Linked DNA regions of Homo sapiens: region 2 is linked to region 1. Evidence: read pairs that join two places in POLR2A ChIA-PET (ENCODE). Cell type or tissue: GM12878. All regions are shown on one strand. Links, peaks and the distances in the headings refer to the core of each region. The heading gives the core; the rest is flanking DNA.

Region 1 (2,927 bases), core at 271-2,770:
TAATCTTGTGAATCCTAGGCTGAACACTGCTGTCCACTGCTTTCAGATCTTTAGTTATTGGAGTTTTGCTTTTAAGGATAATAGATTTTTCTATTCTTAATAGAAAACTTGTGATTTCAACTTGTTTTTGATTCACACGAGGAAAAACATTATAGAGAAGAATCATGGAAATAAACCCACGTAATTAATTTTAAAAAGGTTTGCTTTGTCAGCCTGCTTTTAAAGGAGCAGTTTAAAATTCACATCTTCGTAAACTAGAGACGAATGAAGTTAGAGGCAGATGTAGGACCATGTTACTTTAGAGTATTTTTTTCTTAATGGTACCAATCATTTTCAGTATTTTGTTTTCTTGTAATGAGAATGAATCCATTATGTCCCTATGACCCTTGGGAATAGGCTTTTTTTTTTTTTTTTTTTTTTTTTTTTTGTTGAGGTTGGGGGAAATATGGACATGCGACCTAGATTCAGGAATTTCTTTTAAGTACCTTACCGTGTAACATGTGGAATGTGTCTTTTTTACAATCCTTTTTTTTCTTTTCTTTTTGGAAGTTAGTATTATTTAGTATTAGTTGTTGTAATTATACTAAGAAACAGTCATTTGTCCAAAATATTAAATTACTGCCTGACTGTAGGTCATGAAATGCTATTAAATCACATTGTTAAATGATGAAATATTTTGGCTTTTAATATGTTTTTAGTTTCATTTTTGATTTCAGGAAATAGTTTCTATTGGGTGGCAAATGTTTTCGTAATTGGGACAAAACGTGTATATATTATAGGAGAAGGGTCTTTTTAAAAAGTGAAATAAGCCATTTGACGATTCAGTTTATTACTAGATTTTTGTAAGATGAGTATTCAGATGGAGCAGTCTCAAAAGGAATATTGAGGTCTACTCACGCACATAGGTTTTATGATGTCCACATTTCTACTGAATTCCATAAATGCAGTTTTAACTTTTAGTTTTATAAAACGTAGTACAATGTATTAAGAAAAGGGCCTTATTTACCATTAGAAGAAAAGTGATTAGCTAGCATGCGAAGCAGGAAGCTACAAACTGGTTCCTGATTACCTTAAAATGTGTGTGAGATACATTATTTGATAAAATCACTCCCAGTTAAATTTTAGGGTGTCTGATATTTTAAATCTTGTAAACAAATTTTTGTGGCCTAAATTTATATATTTGCCAAAGTATGGATGGCTGTGTATAGTTAGAAAAGGTGGACTTAGTAACTGTGGCTAATGGAAAGGGCCTATCATTTAAAAAACAGGAAAAGAAAATATAACAAATGTCTGCAGTTTTGTTTTCTGAATCATCTGGGATGAAATTATGCATGGCTTAAAATCGTTTTCATTGGGAGTCCTGATTTTTGTGGTACATACTTTTGACAATATTTTGGTAGTTTTTTTTTTTTAGTGGTAGCCACTCTTTAAGACAGCTATCACTTAGGTTTATGTTTATATTAATACTACATCAGTAAGTATATGCTAGGGACTAGCACATCCTTACCTTGAATCTATAATGAGGAACCTTAACCCCTCTTTGCTTTGGCTCTGCTTGTCTATATTTAGTCATGAATTTTTGGCAAGGCTTTTTATACTTGTTCCATTTTTCTCAATGTCATAGTGTATCAGAAGTGTGTTATGGATGTGGAAATAATGCAGATCACACTTGGACACTTTTACTAATATACTTAACCTCTGAATGTCATTTTCCTTTACTGAAATTGAAGAAAATAACGTCTTTATTCTGATATTTAAAAAAAAAAAACATTAATTCTGATTTGAGAACTGATTTTAAAAATGTAAGACAATGTAGAGGAAGACTTAATATAAGCTCATTTGATCGTTTTATTAGACACAGATACCTTTTAAAGAGAATAGGTGTAATAGAATGCGGTTGAGTTTTCAGTTCTATTTTTTATTAATAGACTTTATTTCTTTATGATTCTGGGCAGGGTGTATCTATCTAAAAAGATGACTTCTGATGTAATAGGAACACTTGCTTTCCTAGGATAAATTCCAATATCACAGGCAAACCGAAAAGATGATCATTTCATTTATTTAACCCTACCCTTTCCTAGGAGATGAGTGATTTGATGAACATTTGTTAGGGTTCCATGAAATTTTCTACTCCGTTTGGAGACTCACTGGGGATGTAAATTTTGGATGTGCTGGCCTAGGACTCTGTATTCGCTTTTTTGCCGGTGTCCTCAATCTGGAGGCTTTTCTTGCAGCTCTACACTGGACTGACACTGCTCAGCTCATGGGGTTGTGTGCTTTGATCCATGTGGGTGGAAAAGGGACTGATATTTCACTCGTGTCACTTTTGTTTTGGAGTGTATGTGTAGATTTGTAAATTTGAGATTGATATTTATGTTTGATAGAAGTGTGGTGTGTTGCATAAAATGACAGATTTATGGAGGCTGAAAATATTAATAAAACTTAATTCCATTTTTTTTTTGCAATATTTAGGTTTTCCAGTTGGATGTTATAAAATTTTTATGACATTTTACACTGCTGTTATTACTCAAGGGGCCGTATCCACCTCTTAGGCCTTTTTGGGATTGGGTGGTTTTGGTTGCATGCCTTTTCGGAGGTGCCCTTTCCTGAATGGGAGGGAGGTTTTTGCAGGTTCTCTGTGGATATGTAAAGTAGTGCCGCACGCTTGCTGTGTGTGCTTGCTTGAGGCTGAGGAATCCCAAACCCTGTTCCCTGTCGTGTCCGGGAGAGGCACCAGGCAAAACTGTTCCTCTACCAAGAATATATTTCTGTATCATAGATGTAGAACTATTATAAATATCTTTTCTCTAGCTTGGAGGCTATTTGAATGAGACTCAATGGCCCTTTTGGTTTAATTGGGTAATTGAGTGAATTAATTCTGATCTAAAAACTTGGTGTACTTTAGCAACTTTTTCTTCAGGAAATTT
Region 2 (2,927 bases), core at 155-2,654, 140 kb before region 1:
TTTCTATATTATAAAGATGTTAATAAGCATATAGTAATGTAATGATTGCAGTAAAATAACACAAGTTTATTTTTTTTAAAAAAATCATCCACCAAGAAGATAGGGTGTACTTCTCCTATTTCTCCCACTAATTGCAACTAAAAACCCTAGACATTATATATGTATATAAATCAAACATAAGAAGACTTTGAAAGGTGGATGGAAGGAGGTAGACTGAATGGGGGACTTGGGACTCAAACAATGAGAGTGTTGAGTTCTCTGGGTTTTCTTTCTGTCTCATATAGCCTGGATTTGGAAAGGAAGAAGCTGGCAACACTGAAACCAATAGACGCAGACAAAAATAACACCAGCGAAAGTCTCACTGGCCTTTTTCTTATCTGCAGAAAATTATTGATCTTTGCTGATATGCTTGTTACATGTATATTAAATAGTAATTAACAAGGCCACGTCTCTGCAACGTAGGCTATTTTATAATGCGTGTTGCAAAAATGCCTGCCTGTTCTTGCTGATTGACACAGGAAGACTCCCCTTTCTTCTGGTGTGTGTGGCTCCAGGTCTTGTCTGCAACCTCATTGCTCAGAGCTCTGGTCCCGCGGGTCTCTGTACTCTGAACCTGGTTTCACAAGGGCACGGCTTGAGGAGGGGCTCATTGTGCAGCTTTAGTAGGAAGACAACCTTTCTGTTTGGGATTCAAGCTAAAAATGGATTCCACTGCCACAATTGCACAGCAACATCTATATCTTGCCTGTTAGTGTATTATGATTTAACATCTTCCCGAGTTACAAGAGTTCAGAAGATTACTATTTAGTCATCTTAGGCTTATCATTGTGTAGGCTATAAACGGTCAGAAAATCTTGAATGAACAAATAAATATCTATTGGCACCACAGCTCAAACAGAACTGAAAGTACGTACACATACACACACACACACACACACACACACACACACACACCCCAAACACTGAAAATGCTGAATAAACTATTTTTTAATGCATACTCAAAAGCAAGGAAAGAAAATTCCCTGATGTCAGGAAAAAAGAACAACTCAAAGAAAAAGAGGTGAGTGCAAGCTGAAGCCAAACAGATGACAGGGGCGTTGTAAACAGATACAGGCCTAACAGGCGTGGGACTCAAGTTTTAACGCCTGTACAGCAAAAGGAGATGAGGCCTTGGGCCTGTACAAGACAGAAAAGCTGAAACGAAACTCCTGTTTAAACTGGAAGCCATGAAGCTGTGCCTAGGTGGTGACACTGAGCTTAGAAAGTCGGTGCCTTGGTTTAGAGAATCAGCAAGGGAGCTTGCCATAGTGCAAGGGGTAGGAAGCCTCACCCATAGGAAGCTGAAGCCAGTGCCTGCTACACACATGTGTGGTGTTCACATCTGTATTACCTACATGAGGAGAGAACCCCAACCAAGAAATTAAGACAGGCACTGATCCAGCAATCCCACTTCTGTAAACATATCCAAAACAATTGAAAGCAGGGTCTCAAATAAATGTTTGAACACCGATGTTCATAGCAGCATTATTCACAATAGCCAAAAGGTGGTAGACACAAGTACTCAGGTGTCCATCAGTGGGTGAACTGATCAATAAAATGTGGTATATACATACAAGAAATATTATTCAGCCTCAAAAAGGAGGAAGATTCTGTCACATGCTGTCACATGGATGAACTTTGAGGACATTATGCTAACTGAAATAGGCCAGGTACAAAACGACAAATACTGTGTGATTCCACTTATATGAGGTAACTGGAGTAGTTAAAGCTCATAGAGACAGAAGGCAGAATGGTGGTGGCTAGGGGCTGGGGAGAGGGGAAAACAGGGAGTCACTGTTTAAAGGGTATAAAGTTTCCATTTTCTAAGATGAAAAAGTTTTGCAAATTGATTGCATAATACCATGAATATACTTAATGCTACTGAACATTACTATACACTTAAAAATTTTTAAGTTGAGCGAGGTGCAGTGGCTCATACTTGTAATCCCAACACTTTGGGAGGCCAAGGTGGGAGGACTGCTGGAGCCCAGAGACTTTGAAGGAGCAATAAGCTATGATTGTGCCACTGCACTCCAGCCTGGGTGACAGAGCAAGACCCTGTTTCAAAAACAAAAAATTGTTAAGATGGTAAACTTTAATTTAAAAATTAAAAAGAAAACTGGTACAGAACCAAGGAAACCTCTGGGCCCCACAGAAGAGCAAATGGAAAACAAGAATATCTAGACAAGAGCACGGTCGGGATCCCATGTCACCCCAGAAAATTAATCCCCACTGAAGATGAGCTCATGCGCAAAGATGACAAGCCACATAGGGAAATGAGTCACTGTGGAATAATCGGCAGAGGCAGCAAATGAAAAAAAATGTGTTCGCCGAGAGAGATAAAGCAAACATTCCTACCCAAGACACAAAAGATCATCTATAAACCGTAATAAAAGAACAGAAGACTGAGGAGGTTAGGAGACGGAGAAGGAAGAAGTAGCATTAAAGAATAAAGGACAAACTAAATAGGAATTACAGGAATAAGCAAATAGACCATCATTACAATTTTCAAAAAGAACATCATTGCATGGGTTAAACACTGGTCTAATTGATACTGGTGACGAATCCAGAGCGTGGAAAATAAAAGCAACACGTTTTATTCAGGCCAGACCTTTTCCAAGCCAATTGTATGATTTATGACCCAGGATGCAACACCCATTCTACAGCCAGACACAAAATAATATCAGGCATTCCTCTTGTTCATTCTCAAATATTCAAACTTTGGATCAGGCACTATTTTTAAGCCCTGGAAATACAGTTACGAATGAGACAGACAAGGTCTTTCTTCTTCTGGTTCTTGCATTCTAGTAGTTTGTTATCTAGAAGATAATAAATAGGCATAAATAAAATAATTTCAGATATTGATAAATATAAGGAAAAAAATAATA

The links. Peaks named below come from ENCODE experiments on the same cell type or tissue, not always from the same donor. Only the 100,000 strongest peaks of a DNase experiment are listed, where the experiment ranks them.
Region 2: POLR2A ChIA-PET joins it to region 1 with 9 read pairs; 4 of 35 experiments call an interaction of 5 or more read pairs at or near these places.

The regions. Positions count from the first base shown.
Region 1 is chr6:156,781,578-156,784,504 of GRCh38, forward strand. The region is part of intron 1 of ARID1B (AT-rich interaction domain 1B); the gene reads left to right. Among named protein-coding and RNA genes, the nearest start is that of MIR4466, 3.3 kb to the left of the region's middle. In GM12878, for the core only: no CTCF peak of the experiment used is centred there; no DNase peak of the experiment used is centred there; H3K4me3 peaks cover 2,426 bases; H3K27ac peaks cover 1,854 bases.
Region 2 is chr6:156,636,891-156,639,817 of GRCh38, forward strand. No RefSeq gene overlaps it. Among named protein-coding and RNA genes, the nearest start is that of ARID1B, 140 kb to the right of the region's middle. In GM12878, for the core only: a CTCF peak has its summit at 1,252; a DNase peak (open chromatin) is centred at 1,225; H3K4me3 peaks cover 401 bases; H3K27ac peaks cover 1,460 bases.